Linked DNA regions of Homo sapiens: region 1 is linked to region 2. Evidence: chromatin loops called from intact Hi-C (ENCODE). Cell type or tissue: GM12878. All regions are shown on one strand. Links, peaks and the distances in the headings refer to the core of each region. The heading gives the core; the rest is flanking DNA. Region 1 has its middle 130 kb from the start of LINC02309. Region 2 holds the start of LINC01148 (long intergenic non-protein coding RNA 1148).

The links. Peaks named below come from ENCODE experiments on the same cell type or tissue, not always from the same donor. Only the 100,000 strongest peaks of a DNase experiment are listed, where the experiment ranks them.
Region 1: a loop joins it to region 2, with 6 times the contacts of the local background. A loop is called at or near these places in 10 of 110 quality-filtered maps.

The regions. Positions count from the first base shown.
Region 1 is chr14:86,457,502-86,465,522 of GRCh38, forward strand. No RefSeq gene overlaps it. Among named protein-coding and RNA genes, the nearest start is that of LINC02309, 130 kb to the left of the region's middle. In GM12878, for the core only: no CTCF peak of the experiment used is centred there; no DNase peak of the experiment used is centred there.
Region 2 is chr14:86,899,053-86,907,073 of GRCh38, forward strand. LINC01148 (long intergenic non-protein coding RNA 1148) reads left to right here and starts at 6,726. Exons shown (of 5, transcript NR_038445.1): 1 at 6,726-6,997. In GM12878, for the core only: a CTCF peak has its summit at 4,659 (motif pointing left); no DNase peak of the experiment used is centred there.

The DNA.
Region 1 (8,021 bases), core at 2,024-7,023, 440 kb before region 2:
TGGAAATCAAGACATTTAAACCCAGTGGAAGCACTTGAAACATTTCTGCCTGTCTCACAGTCTTGACTGGATAACTATGTTTCTCATTATTAAAGTCCTTTCAAAAAGGATATGTTGCCAGTGCTCAGTGAACAAACTGAGGCATATGGCAGTTACAAGAGATAGGAATCAACTTTGGCACCTCACAATATTGTGGCTGGTTTTGTTTGTCAAATTATCATTGGACTTGAAAGTCTAATGTGACATTTGCATTTGTGCAACATATCATTTGCAGAAGTGGTGTCTGGATTTTAGTAACTTACAGTATATAGGCCATCAGGATATCCTATCCCTTCTAGACATGGTGTTCCATTTGTAATAAGCTATGTGGTTGAAGATAAATGATGGGGTTCAAAGTAAACTAAATACATTATTTTGGCAGAATTCCTTTGAGTAACAGTTGTGCAATACTGTTCAAATTGGAAACTGCCAGAATATTTTCTTTTTTTTTTTCTTTAAAAAGTGTGACAGGCTTCCTCCCTCTGTGCCATATTTTGATTTTTAGTCTGATGTGGTCTGCTGTTATTCGACTGCTTATATTTGCTTCACAATGAGATGCTGCCACATCATAAAATACATCTGCGTAAAAGATTCATCATAAATAAAGCACTTTACATAATAACAATAGAAAAACTTCTTTCCCAGGGGAGTTGGTATAGAGTGGATGGAGATGCTTATGGATAAGGTGCTACAAGAAAACATGGGTACACTCACATAGGGGTTAGTAGAAGATAACAGTACCTTACTCCAATGTCTGCCTTCCTGAACGCAGATCACCTGAAATGTTAAGAAAGTGATGAGAACTCCTTGATTTATTCAAAACATCTGACTCCAAAAGACAAAAATAGGGGAATTTCAAGTCCTTAAGAAAAAGTGTTTTTGCCTGTTTAATAAAGGTGAAGTTTTAAGTATGTTATGAATTCTAATGCCCATAAAAGTGGAAGTGTCTTTGTTATTTTGTCTACCTATAGATATCTAGATGCAGATATAAATATAGATCTAGATAATATAGACGTAGACACACTTACTACAGTCTGATATGCCTCATGCAAGTTCACAGTAGAGACTGTGACAGCGACACTCTCGGGACTCTTGTCTTCTTCATACATTGTTATAAGAAAATGGGCTGTTCTTAAAGCTGAGATCTGAAAATGTCTTAAGCAGGACTAGGTGTCCTTTTTTGGCCATGATGATTAATAAACAGTCCTGAAATACACAGGTTTTCCTGCAGGCGCACCCGTAATCAGAAGCCCAGCAGCAACCAGCCTGAGGCATTTGTCTTTCATTCATGTGGATGCAAGTATACACTGTTGTTGAGGATGCTGGCATCTTTTTCAAAATTGTATTTTAAATTTTGAATAATATTTTCACATTTCATTTCATTGTCTCCTGTCTCTTCTCCTTCCTCTCTTTGGGGAATGTTTAGCCAGAAACAGGAAGGCTGGTAATAAGGAAAATAAGACTCTAATCCATACGTGTATTTTTGTTAATTTAAGGAATGGCTTCATTTGTTTACTATCTTCTCTTTCATGTTTCTCTGCCAGGGAATTTAAAAATCTTCTATTTAGATTTCCAAATCAGATACCTGGATGTCATCTTGATTTATATTCTCTTCCAGTTAACCCTTGCATTCAGTCAGTTACCAAGTACAGGTAGATCTTCTTTCCAATCTTTCTCCTTTTAGTGTCCTTCCTAGAAGTGGAACTAAAATGGGCATCTTTGATGAAAAGGTATGACAGCCATTGATACTTGGGCCATCTTAGCTGTAGAAGCATCTAAATTACCTGCAGTTGAGATGATGCATGGACAGATTATTACAAATCGAATCACTTCTGTATTTATAAGGACAATAAGCAAAATTACCCTGCTAATCAGGCATGCTAATCATTGGGAAAATTTTATATTTAGGAAACATCTAGATCTCTACTATATATAATACATAACTCTTTTTAAGTAACATTTATACACACATGCACAAAAGAGCCTAGGCTGAAAATTTGCAAATGAAATTCATTATTGTTAGCAAAGATTTCTATCTCCAATACACTACACAAAACTTTGTGTAATTATATAATGTATATTGACCAATAAGATAATGTGACACTATTGTATTATTCCTTATTCATTCGATAAATTGTGTCTGCTTCATTTGCGGTAGATAGCTTTGTTTTGAGAAAATTTTATTGAGGATATTTTGTTTCTTTTTTGCAAATATGTGAACCAAGGGAAACGCAGAAAGGGTATGCCCCAATTCTATTCCCAGGTACATACCAACAAGTCCAAGCTCCTCTTTCCATTAATGGCCAGCAGATACAGCTTTGGACTAATATAATAAATACAGAAAAGAATATAAGTTGACTCTTGGATCTTTTTCTAAAATGGAAGTCTTACATTAAAGGTGATAATATGGTTAGCACCAAAATACATGTGTAGTTCTCTACTAAGCAGTGTAGATTACATAAGGGTTTCTCAGTCTTGGCACTATTAACATTTAGGGCCAGATAATTTTATTGAGGTGGGGCAGTATCCTGCTTATTATAGGACATTTAGAAGCACCACTGAATGCTACCCACCAGATGCCAGTTGCATCTACCTCCATGATGACATAAAAAACTTCTTCAGACATTGGCAAATGTCTGCTGAGGCACAAAAACAAGTTGACAACGACGAATTTATGTCAAAGTAGGAAATAGTCTCAGTCTACAAAAAGCCCATAAACTCACTGTGGAAAGACAACATACATATACAGCTGGGTGCGGTGGCTTACGCCTGTAATCCCAGCACTTTGGGAGGCCGAGGCGGGTGGATCACAAGGTCAGGAGATCGAGACCATCCTGGCTAACACAGTGAAACCCCGTCTCTACTAAAAATATGAAAAATTAGCCAGGCTTGGTGCCACATGACTGTAGTCCCTGCTACCCAGGAGGCTGAAGCAGGAGAATCGCTTGAACCTGGGAGGTGGAGGTTGCAGTGAGCTGAGATCACACACCACTGCACTCCAGCCTGGATGACAGAGTGAGACTCCATCTCAAACAAAACAAAACAAAACAAAAAACAAAAAGGCAACATACATATACAAATACACCAATTATGTTAATGTACAATATATGTACAATTGCTCTTAACAAATCCTAGTCCATATAGATATGAAGCCACATATGTCAACCTAGAGATTACAAATATTAAAGGATAAAAGGAGAGCAAGTTGGGAGTTCACCATGCCTTGGGCTGTGATGCAATACTTCTCAAACTTTAGAGTATGTGTCTGAATCACCTGGAAAGCTCCTTAAAACCCAAATCACTGGACTCTACCCCCCCAAGTTCTGACTCATTTGGCCTGAGTGAAGGCCTAGAAATTACAACTCTAACAAGTTCTCAGGTGAAATTGATGCTGTGCATCCCAGACACATTATGAGAACCACTGAGTTAAGAAATCAATAAGTTAAAAGGATAGCTTAAATGAAAAAAACTTATGCTTCAACACTTGTATAAAATTAGCCCTGAAATGGAAGAAATGAGGGCTTTAATCAGTGTATTAGTTCATTTTCAATCTACTGATAAAGACATACCCAAGACTGGGAAATTTACAAAGAAAAGAGGTTTAATGAACTTACTGTTCCACATGGCCAAGGAGGCCTCACAATCATGGTTGTAAACAAGGAGGAGAAAGTCATATCTTGGATGGTGGCAAGCAAAGAGAGAGAACTTGTGCAGGGAAACTCCCATTTTTAAAAGCATCAGATCTCGTGAGACTTATTCACTATCTGAGAACAGCATGGGGAAGACCCGCCCCCATAATTCAATTATCTCCCACCAGTTCCCTCCCACAACACGTGGGAATTATGAGAGCTACAAGACAAGATTTGGATGGGGACACAGAGCCAAACCATATCAATCAGTAAATATATGAATATATTATTCACAATGTTTACAACTGTATGCTCCAGGTACATAATGCAACTTTATCTCTGAAAATATTATTAACGTAAACACTGTATACATGTTATATCCAACTCAGGTTCTGAGAAAACTGGAAAGAACCCAGCGCATTATAGGAATTCAATAAAGGTTGACTCATAAAATTAATTGCCTAAAGTTTCAAAGGCATGTTCTTTCTGCTGTGATTTAAAGCATAGTTTGCTTTCTACATTGCTATTGTGGGAATATTTTCATTCACTACACCCTTGAATTATTTGTGTTCATTTTATAGGGTAGGTAGGAGCATACCTATTTTTGTCTTAAACTCAGTCTAACTCTTCTAACAGGAAAGAAGCCACAAACATCATTCTCCTCAGAGCTGGCCATTGCTGGGCAATGGATGAAATCCTGTGTACAATTTGCTAGTCTCTTTAGTAAGTCGTGTTTTTGTCTTCTTGGAATCCTCCCTTCCTTGGTAGTTATAGTTATTTTGTGGACTCTACATGCCTGCCTCCTCACCCAAAATCTTCTAGGAAACAATGAAAATAATTTGCCCAGTGTTGGTTAGATGTTTAATAACTGACTAAAATTACCAAGCTTATTTGACATGAAGTATTGACAAAAGATGTCTCTCATTTAGGGGATATTTTCAACTTAAGACTGTTGGCAGTTTTCTGCACAGGTCTCTCTGTTCTGCTTGGTGTTTCACTTCTTATAATATCATCTGCCTCTCCATTCATTTCATCAACATGTCTGTCATCAAATGATCCCTGTATTAGTACATTCTCACACTGCTATAAAGATACTACCTGAGACTGGGTAATTCACAAAGGAAAGAGGTTTAATTGACTCACACTTCGGCATGGCTGGGGAGCCCTCAGCATACTTGCAATTTTGGCAGAAAGTTTAGGAGAAGCAAACACCTTCTCCACAAGGTGGCAGGAGAGAGAGAGAGTGAAGGGGAAATATGATCCAATCACCTCCCACCAGGTCTCTCCCTGGACACATGGGGATTACAATTCAAGATGAGATTTGGGTGGGGACACAAAGCCAAACCATATTAATCCCCCTCCTTTATGGACTACACCCTTATTTCTTAAAACTCCTATGCTAGCCATGCTCAGCAAAATGACTCATGGCTCTCCTCATTAACCAGAAACCCCAGACACAATTCTATTAAAGCTATGTTCTTACCTCTTAATCAAATTTAAACCATTTCTCAGGCTCTTTCCTAGACTTTTCTTTTACATAAATTCAGTGGCCATAGGCCCTGGATTATTTTGGAATCACTTGGTTTTTCCAATCTGTTGCCTTCATGATAATCTTTCAACCATTATTTCCAAAGTAGATTCCACGAGACTTTTCTTAAAAGATACACATTGTATCTTTTTATATAGGATTTATAAAGGAATCAGTTTTAATCCTTGGTCACACTCTGCTTTGCATTATTTACTGTGTGTGAGCCTTCTCTTTGCAAAAGGATTGTGGACTAGCTCTGATCAAGGCCTATATTTTACACACAGTTTTTATAGCATCTTGCTCATTGCACAGTTAAGAGTTTAGTAAACATTTGCCAATTCAGTAAGTGCAACTCTCAACTATATTTGCATTAAATTTTAGTTCTTCTTCATTTAAATAAATGAGGTACCAATAATAATCAAATGAGGGAAGATTTTTTGGATCAGAACTAATTCCAGATCACCATTATATTACTTCATTAAATCTGTCTACATGTATACTTAGTCCTGGGTGCTTACATATTATTTAATTAGTGCTTCTATGTTTCATATAGGATAGAGCTTTTCATTATTTTAATTTCTTAGTAGTTAACTTTGCAGTCTAGATTGAGCCCTTCCCTATGCTTGAATATCAGTTGTTTGCATGTGTGTGTGCATGGGTATGCACATTACCGATAGATGAAAGATGAAAAGGGTGAAAGGGGAGGGAATCTCAACATCCATGGGAGGATCCAGGAATGTTTGGACTGCAAAGTAGAGCTTGGAAACATTTGTCTCATGTAGACTTGGGTTTAGATTTAATGAGATAATTTTCCACCTAGGATTTACTGGCTTTCAGACCCTTGGGGAGCTTTATGTTTTAGGCAGTGAATTGTCTGACCAAGATTGATAATCTGATTTATTACAAATATTATTCTACACAAACGTTAGAAATTTAAGTGGAATATCATCTAGGGCTGGCTTTCTGCCAATTTGGAAAAAGAATAATAATGAAGTGAATGTTTAGTATTTATTGCAGTAGGCTTATCATCAAAGCTGACTGAGTAGACAGCAATAGAAAATTCCATCCCAGAGTTTCTCCCGTAAATGATTACTCTGAGGTATTATTTTGGATATCAAAATCTACTGGTGGCAAGGTTATACGTTTTTTTAAAAAAGGAATGAACTGAAAAACAGTATGGTATAGTTCAACAATTACTGGAATAGAAGTTTGTTTTCTACTCACTCGCGAGATGTCTCATTGCTCTGCATATATCTACCCACCTTTATCCTAGGATAGTTATAATATAGGTCCTATCAATAACATAAGCTTTCTGGAATAATCAGTGAAAATGTCTGTGGTCATGCAAGACAAAATATATTTATTGTGAATTAACATAACTTGCACACAACATTGGATGGCCTATTTTTAATCAGGAAATAACTATAGTGGGCAAAAGGCTTTGTCAGTTCCAAAGAACACAGTCCACAGTAGTCATTGTAGTAAAATAGGCAAGTAATTAAGCAGAAAAAACTTATTAGAATCCATAAGCTTGGTACTAAAAGCAATCTGGCTGCTGGGTCTTGATAAATAAAACCCCCTCCCAAATGCAGATGGCCAGGCAGAAACTCTTTGGATGCGGTTCTATTTAAATTTGACAGCCTATTTGAAAGTGACTGCCTGAGATCCACACCCCAAATTTAATTACCACTGCATCTGTTGTGATGCGGCTTGTGATGAACAAGCTGCCACTACTATGTTGTTGTAGAGGTTGTTGCCTCCCCTCATTTATCCTCAGGCAGTGGCTTCACACGCAGTCTGGCTGGCCATCACGCTTAGCCTGTTAGATTCCTGCCAGGCTTCATCTTGCAGCAAATACTGGCTGTTGGCTGAAACAGAAGCTGAGAGAGCGGTTCCTGTTACCCATCCGCCAGTCTCTCTCTGCAGGAGTGGGGAAATAGTAGGAGCAACACTGACTCAGTCACAAAATGTGTTCAGTCATCAATCCAACTGCATGATCTTCCTGAATGGTTTTGCCAGTTGCCAATTTTATGATGATCTGTGAGAGCGTTTGGTTATCTTTCCCCCTTCCCTCTTTTCCTCCCTCCCCCTTTCTTCTCTTTCCTTCTCCTCCTCTTTCTTTCTTTCTTTTTTTTTTCTTGATTTCATAGGCAGTTCCTTATTTTCTATATACATATACATAGACTAAGTAGGCACTTAGGAAATTTTTAACTTCCTATTTCACCTTTCTGTTTTTTAACTTCCTGATACCATTTGTTTTGACATTAAAGGACACCTTGCCTCTTTGGCTGTCCAATACATAATTTAGCTACACAAGGGACACAGCCTATTTAATGAGGCTTTTTTATTCATTTCCAATCAGGTCCTAATTCCAGGACAAAGTTTATTAAGCCTGGATTCCTAAAATCATCCGAAAGTTATCAGAAAGACTTCATTTCTATTCATAGTCCTACTCTAAGAAGTATTTTTGGCAATGAATCCCAGCATAACACTGCACCAAGATGCTGCATCAAGATACTGTAATCCCAGCTACTTGGGAGGCTGAGGCATGGGAATCACTGGAATCCGGGAAGTGGAGGTTTCAGTGAGCCGAGATCATGCCACTGTACTGCAGCCTGGGCCACAGAGCGAGACTCTGTCTCAGGAAAAAAAAAATACTGTATCCAAAAAAAAGAGAAAGAAATAAAGGAAGCAAGAGAGAAGGAAGGAAGGGAGGGAGGGAGGGAGGAAGGAAGAAAGGAAGGAAGGAAGGAAGGGAGGGAGGGAGGGAGGGAGGGAGGAAGGAAGGAAGAAAGGAAGGGAGGGAAGGAGGGAGGGAGGGAGGG
Region 2 (8,021 bases), core at 1,566-6,565:
GAGCCTCTGATGAGCTGCTTAATGTCAGCCTGGATGTCTGGATACAACACATCTATCCTGCCTCTGAAAATAGACTCACGGACTGAACCCTTTACTTTGGTCTTTTGGCTCCCAGACGTTTTGCTTTTTTCAGTCCCTGGTCTTTATGGGAACCCTGGTCTCTGGCATGTCAACAGTGTCTTAGGATCTCTAGTCCATCACTTCCACCCAGGTACGTGCCGCCTAATTCACTAGATTCCCTCTTGATGGACAAGATGTAGCCTAATAACATCTAGCCTTTCACAGTAATGTCTTATTCAACTCTGTACTGGTATCAATAATTTCTCTAGAAGCATATTTGGGATACAGGTATACTCATTTCCAAGGTTTTCTCGAATAACGAGCAGTGTAATGTAATGTATTTGTCAGGGTGAAATTACTAGGAAAAAAATGTTTCCTTCCTTCATTAAGTCATTCATTTAACTGTTTATTGTTAATTGAGCAATTACTAAGTGCCAGGTATTTGATTGATCTTTGAGGATTTAGATGTAATCTTAAATGAATATTGCCCTTTCCCTTGAAGATTTTGCATTCTATTGGCAAAGATACTAATCAAATTATCGATGTATAAATGACATTTAGCATGAAAAAGAGATAGAGAGCTCTGAAAGTATATAATGAGATAATTGTCCTTGTCAGAGAGCACTGTGACAATTATCCAGGGGAACTGTCACTAAAGAATGAAAAGGAATTAACCTGGTGAAAAAGAGATGGAAGAGCATCCTAATCAGAAGAACTAGTGGGGCAAAGGACTTCTCCAGGTGGGAGCAGAGTGAGCGCAAGAGAATAAACAAGGCCAGTGGGTTAGAGCAGAGAGGGGCATGTGCAACAAGGGAGACCAGTGAGGTGGTGCAGCTTACCATGAAGCATCGTAGCTTTAAGCATGGGGAGTTTCATAAATTTCCAAAGAGCATTAAGAAGCCATTGGAATGTTTTAAGCAAGGAGCAGGAATTGGGTTGTCACATATGCCTATTTGTATTTGGAAAATATCACTCAGCAGGTTGTGGATGAACCCTAGTACATAGGGGTGCATAGGTAAGAATGATTTTGAATTAATGCAACAAACAAATAATACTAGTTTGATCCAAGATGCTGACAATTACAAGGAGAGGGTATATACACAATGTATTTAGTGTTGGTTATAGGGGTAATCCAGAGCATGGCGTCTGGTAGTGCTAGTTGAGAAAAGAAAAACAAGAAGAAAAAAAACATTGAAGTGGGTTGAGGAGTAGAGAGCATATGCTCAATTTTGGTAAGTTTTTAAAATGTCTTTGAGACATTAAGAGGAATATGTAAAGTAACTGTTAAGATACATGGCTGGCGTTTGGAGGAGTCATCTCACTGTTTTTCAGATTTTGAAGTCATCTGTATATATGTGGTAACTGCATGGACATGAGTAAGATTGTCTAGGGAGGGTGCAGAAAAAGCAAATGACCAAGGACCAAGAATCAAGCTCTGATGAATGCCATAATGAAGCAGCCCAGGCTAGAAGGCTGGGTGGACAAAGGAGTCAGAGAAGCATGGGCTATACATGCATTATAACAAACGCCAGTAGCATGTCATGGCAGCCAAGTAATGGTAATATTTCAGAAGAAGCCGGTAATCCACAGTTTAAAATCGTGCTGAGAAATAAGGAATAGAGGACTAAAAATGTCAGGCAACATACAGGTCAGAGTGAGTATTGCTTTGATGGACAGACAAGACTACAAGCAAAGGTAAATGGATTGAAAAGTGTGAGGGAAGTGAGGAAGTGGGAAGAAGCAGGTAGAAAAATTTATTTAGAGAGACATGATTCTGCATGGATAACAAGTCAAAGTGATACCTGAAGGAGAGTAAATGTTGACTTATGTTTCTCTACATATTTATTTGAAATATTATATATATGTATGAATGTATGTATTTGAGCATCCTTAAGAACCAATACAAAAGAGAGGTTGAATATACCAAAGGAAGATTACTCTAAAGAGAGGAAGTGAAGAGAGAGAGAGAGAGTTCATTGGATTCCAAAGTACAAGTAGAAGAATGTTTCTGAAACATAAGAGATGGTCAGTATGTTATAATCGTATGGAAGGAGGATAGGGTGTGTCTTGAAGTAGCTGGTTTAGGAAAGAGAATCAATGTTTTTGGATTTTGACTAAGAGAAATGTATTGCTGATCTTAGAAAGGGTGGACTAGAGAGATCTATAGGCAGACTGAACTATTTGTAGATAATTAATATCATGGAACCTAGGCAGAGGTAATGAGAATATGTTGTAATTGGTACCCATGGGCACCAATGACCAATAAGAAACAGGCCAATGAGCCACACCTGTGTGTGCCAGACGGTATCTCTGAGTATACCTAACAATTCTGTAGTCAGTCACAAAGGAGAAAAAAGATTTTTTTACTTTTATGCAAAAATCTTCATTTGAATATTTACATGCAGTAGGAAAGGCACAAATGGAGAGTGAACATATCTAGATTTATGCATATTTTTAAACGAATGAACACAAAAGCAGAACTCTTGAGGCCATTTATGGCTTGGGCCCATAAACAGCAATGTGTCACCTCCCTTGTTGATTATATTGAGCCCCAGAGTTAGCCCTGTTTCAAGGGAAGGGACCACATTCGTGTGTGAACCCCAGGGACCTTGCTTCATTAGAAACCACCAATGCAACAGGCTATCCCGGGAGGTTCTAGTTGAGACAGTTCTAGTATAGGGAAGGCCTCTCTGAGAAAAGACCTGAAGCAAAAGTGGATATAAAAGAGCAAGTCATGAAAAGATGTCGGGGGAAGCTTCTGAGCCAACAGAACAGCAAGTAGAATGGCCTGAAAGTGGGACAGTACTGTATGTACAAGGATTGGAAAGATGACTATGAATACAGTGGAAGGAATAAGTACAAGAGTGATAAGAAATAAGGTCAGAAAGAGAGATAGGTTCATATTATGAAGAGTCTTAACGAGCATGGACAGAAGATTACATTTCATAATTTTTCCAGTAGGAAATAATTAAAGAGTATAGGACAAAGAAGTCACACAATTTGATTTTTTAAAAGTCATTCATCTTCTGTGTGAATTGATTGACTGGGGCAAGAGTGGAAGCAGGGAAGTGAGTTAGGAGTTAATTGTTGCCTTCTTCGTGAGAACAATGCAAGAATTGGTTGTGGTGGTGACAGAGGATTAAGAGATAGATTCTTGGGAATATTTTGCAGGCAAAACTGACAAGACTTGGTAATGAATGTGATATGGATTTTCAGGCAGAGAGAGTCATGATCTGAGCATGAATAACAAAGTCAGGATGATGCCATTTATAGATATGGAGAAGGCCGGAGGCACTGGTTGGTGGGAGCTTGAGAAATCAAGAGATCTATTTTGGACTTGTGAAGTTGAGATGCTTATTCAACATTCAAATGAATGTGAAAACGAATGTTACAACTCAGGGACTGAAGAGAGTCCAAAACATTAATCTGGTCTCTACTGCCATTGGACAATATGATATCCCTTAGGGAAGGAGTATAAATTGGTTAAGACTAACATAGAAGATAGAGATTTTGAGGTCAGAAAGAGGACGAAGGACCCACAAACGAGACTAAGGGAGAGTAGACAGAACTCTTATCCAGTCGCATTAACAAAAACTTTAGCTGCAGGGAGAGCTTGAGTCAGATGAAGGAGGCACCAGTTGCAGGGAGACAAATTAGGAGGCTTTTGTAATGACACAGGGGAGAGATAACAGACTTAAATTTAGGCAGTAGAAGCGGGAGGGGGAGGGAAATTTTGGAATCATTCAGGAAGAGAAATAACAGGATTCTGTGCCTTACAATATATGAAAGTTATGCTGAAGCTTTCCTATTAAATTTTTTTCTGCATTGATTAGGGATTTAAGTCTCTGAGATCAAATAATTCTCTTAACTGAAGATTCAGTCATTTGAAAATTATGAAAATGACATAGAACATGGTTTGTATGGAAACACTGAATGAAAGAGCAGTGGAGTGGCTGCTCTTGTAACACAGAAAGAGACAAAACCATTGAAATACAGTTTCTTTGGTACAGATTAGGATGCATCAGGCAAATCCAGATATCATCCATCTGCTTTCTTTGAAAACAGTCAAAGGTGCTTCAAGACTTTCTTCTAGTCTTATTTTGATTGCTTATAGTCTTCTAAAAACCAATCTGCAAAAGAGAAAAGTCAGTGAGAACTCATTACTACACCTCTATTTTGTTACTGCTAGTATGAACATTGGTACTTTAGAAAATACTTTGATTAGGCCAGGCGCGGTGGCTCACGCCTGTAATCCCAGCACTTTGGGAGGCCGAAGCGGGAGGATCACGAGGTCAGAAATCGAGATCATTCTGCTAACACTGGGAAACACCGTCTCTACTAAAAATACAAAAAATTAGCTGGGCGTGGTGGCGAGCGCCTGTAGTCCCAGCTACTCGGGAGGCTGAGACAGGAGAATGACGTGAACGCGGGAGGTGGAGCTTGCAGTGAGCTGAGATTGTGCCATTGCACTCCAGCCTGGGCAACAGAGCGAGACTCTGTCTCAAAAAGAAAAAAAAAGAGAAAAGAAAAAAATACTTTTGATTTTACTTTGTATTAAATAAACTCCTGCTGCCCCCTAGTGGCAATTTATTGGGGAACAGAATCTCTGGGTCTATTGTCTGTTTTGCGGCAGAAACATGTATTGGCAACACCAATGTGGTACATAGAAGATTATCCCCCACATTAAGGCATTTTATAGACATCACAACAATGACCTTGTATTCATAATTGCATAACACAGTGGTTTGTCTGTTATCATTGCAATTAATGGAACTCAATCTGGGATTGTTCAAATGATGGCACCACAAGCCATTTGGCAATTGGAAGTCAGTCATTTCCTGATATGGCCTAGTAATTAGTTACTCGAATTACTTAAATTCTGAGTCTTTTTACACGCAACCAAGGCATCATCATCATGTGAACACCTGTGTTTACTCGACCTTGAGTAGACATAATAGCAAAAGAGTCTGTCCCCTATGAAGTTTAAAAATCCAGGCCGCGTGTTTCAATTCCTTATTTCCTGTCCCATCTTTGAACTCTTCCCAGGTTTATCGATTGTAGGAAATGCCATTCCCTTCAGGAGAAACCCAACTCCCAATCATACTGTTGGGGTATTCGCCTTTGGCCTAAAGGACACAATCACATCACAACACAATAATCCAAGTTTAGTGTTTGCTCAGTCTAGTTCCTTTTCATAGTCTCTTTAGGGTTGAAATAAAGAACAGCCTTCATCACTTTCCTAAGATTCTTCCATCACAGCTTCTCATTTACAAACAGCTGCTCAAAAACAGCTATATACAACTCCATTAGAAAAGTCTAAAATTTAAAAACAGAAGAAAAGTGTTTTAAATCAAACAAAGGTACTATTTTTCCCAAACAGGCATATAAAATTTGCACTTATTTTATATTGAAAGATACATGCAACTTCATTTACCCGGCAGAACAATAATTTGTATGGCAAACATATCTCTGTGTCTGGAATTGGTTGGTTCTTGGTCTGACTTCAAGAGTGAAGCCACCACCCTTGCGGTGAGTGTTACAGTTCTTAAAGACGGCGTGTCCAGAGTTTGTTCCTTCTGAAGTTCGGATGTGTTCGGAGTTTCTTCCTTCTGGTGGGTTCGTGGTCTCCCCGGCTCAGGAGTGAAGCTGCACACCTTCCCAGTGTGTGTTACAACTCTTAAGACGGCGCGTCTGGAGTTGTTCCTTTCTCCCGGTGGGTTTGTGGTCTCGGTGGCTTCAGGAGTGAAACTGCAGACCTTCGCAGTGAGTGTTCCAGCTCATAAAGGCAGTGTGGACCCAAAGAATGAGCAGCAGCAAGATTTACTGCAGAGTGAGAGAACAACGCTCCCACAATGCAGAAGGAGACCCCAACGGTTGCCACTGCTAGGTCAGGCAGCCTGCTTTTATTCTCTTATCTGGCCTCATCCACATCCTGCTGATTGGTCCATTTTACAGAGAGCCGATTGGTCTGTTTTACAGAGAGCTGATTGGTCCGTTTTGACAGGGTGCTGATTGGTGCATTTACAATCCCTGAGCTAGACACAAAAGTTCTCCACGTCCCCACTAGATTAGCTAGATACAGAGTGCTGACTGGTGTATTTACAAACCCTCAGCTAGACACAAAGTGCTGATTGGTGCATTTACAAACCTTGAGCTAGATACAGAGTGCCAATTGGTGTATTCACAATCCCTTAACTAGACATAAAGATTCTCAAGTCCCCACTTGACTCAGGAGCCCAGCTGGCTTCACCTGGTGGATCTCCCACTGGGGCCCCAGGTGGAGGTGCTTACCAGCCCCGCGCCGTGCGCCCGCACTCCTCAGCCCTTGGGCGGTTGATGGGACCAGGCGCCTTGGAGCAGGAGGCGGCGTTCGTCCGGGAGACTCAGGCCGCGCAGGAGCCCACGGCGTCGTCGGGGCGGGGAGACTCAGGCATGGCAGGCTACAGGTCCCAAGCCCTGCCCCGCGGGGGAGCAGCTAAGGCCCAGCGAGAAATCGAGCGCAGCGCCGGTGGGCCAGCATTGCTGGGGGAACCGGCGCACCCTCCACAGCTGCTGGCCAGGATGCTAAGCCCCTCACTACCAGGGGCCGGCAGGGCCGGCTGGCCGCTCCGAGTGCGCGGCCCGCCAAGCCCACGCCCACCCGGAACTCTAGCTGGCCCGCAAGCGCAGCACGCAGCCCCGGTTCCCGCCCGTGCCTCTCCCTCCACACCTCCCTGCAGGCTGAGGGAGCCGGCTCCGGTCTCGGCCATCCCAGGAAGGGGCTCCCACAGTGCAGCGGCGGGCTGAAGGGCTCCTCAAGCGTGGCCAGAGTGGGCGCCAAGGCCGAGGAGGCGCCAAGAGGGAGCGAGGGCTGTGAGGACTGACAGCACGCTGTCACCTCGTCTCTACTTAGGTGAATGATGCCTTTGGCCTGCTTATGTCTTCCATAGCCACAATGGTGAGTACTTGTTTTCTACTCAGCTAATAAGAAAATAAGTTTTGGCGGTTTTCTGAGAGCAAAAGTATTTATTGCTTGCCCAAGATAAATCGACCTCTAAAGAGACAGAAACTATTTTAAAACAGTTTTAAAAACAACATTTTTCCGTTTACACAGAAAGTTTTAGTGTCAATTTCACCCCCTCCCCAAATACTATACCCTTTATAAATTATGGGTGTTTGTTTTTGTTTTTGTTTTTTGTTGTTGGTGGTGGTTGGTTGGTTGGTTTGTTTTGTGCCTCTTACTCTTAAAGTATGGTCATTTAGGAAGTCTATGTAATTTTGTGTCCCCTGATTGCCCCCTCTTAGAAAATTGAAATTCTTCAAGGTGGAAGAAACAACATATCTATATTTGTAATCCAAGTATCTAGAGATAACCTGGCTTATAGTAGGTGATCAGTAAAAGTTTGTTGAATAGAACCAAAAAAAGAGGAATATAGATGATACTGATATTAAAAATAAAATAAAAATGACATCCACTGAGTGTTAGGATATCACCGAGGGAAACCCCAGAAGATTATTTAGTATTGATTGACAAAAATTAACATTTCTAAATGATGCTTTGAATTAAGGATTCTTGGTCTATTCATGACAAGTCTTCCAATGTGAATTTATATCTCAAAATATTACATAACCTGTAAAGCTGAATCCATGAATGTGAAGTCCAGCTAAATTTGAGACTGATTCTAAATACAGTGGTAGAGTATGCAGTTTGCTATTGTTGTCTTCTGTCTTTCATAACAAAATAATTTATTTTCTTCCTATATTGGTCAGGAATATCCTGTCAAGAAGGGAGGTTATCTAATTGTTGAAATATCAACATTTTAAAAGAAGACTCCAGAAAAGAGGGTAATGCTAAACATAAAGTCATGTTATGATAATGAAGGTACTTCAGGTGCATTATGGAGCACATGTTGAGAAGGGGTTTTTGGCAAATAATGTCCCTCAATTATAAGACGTGGGCATCACTTGATCACATCAAATGA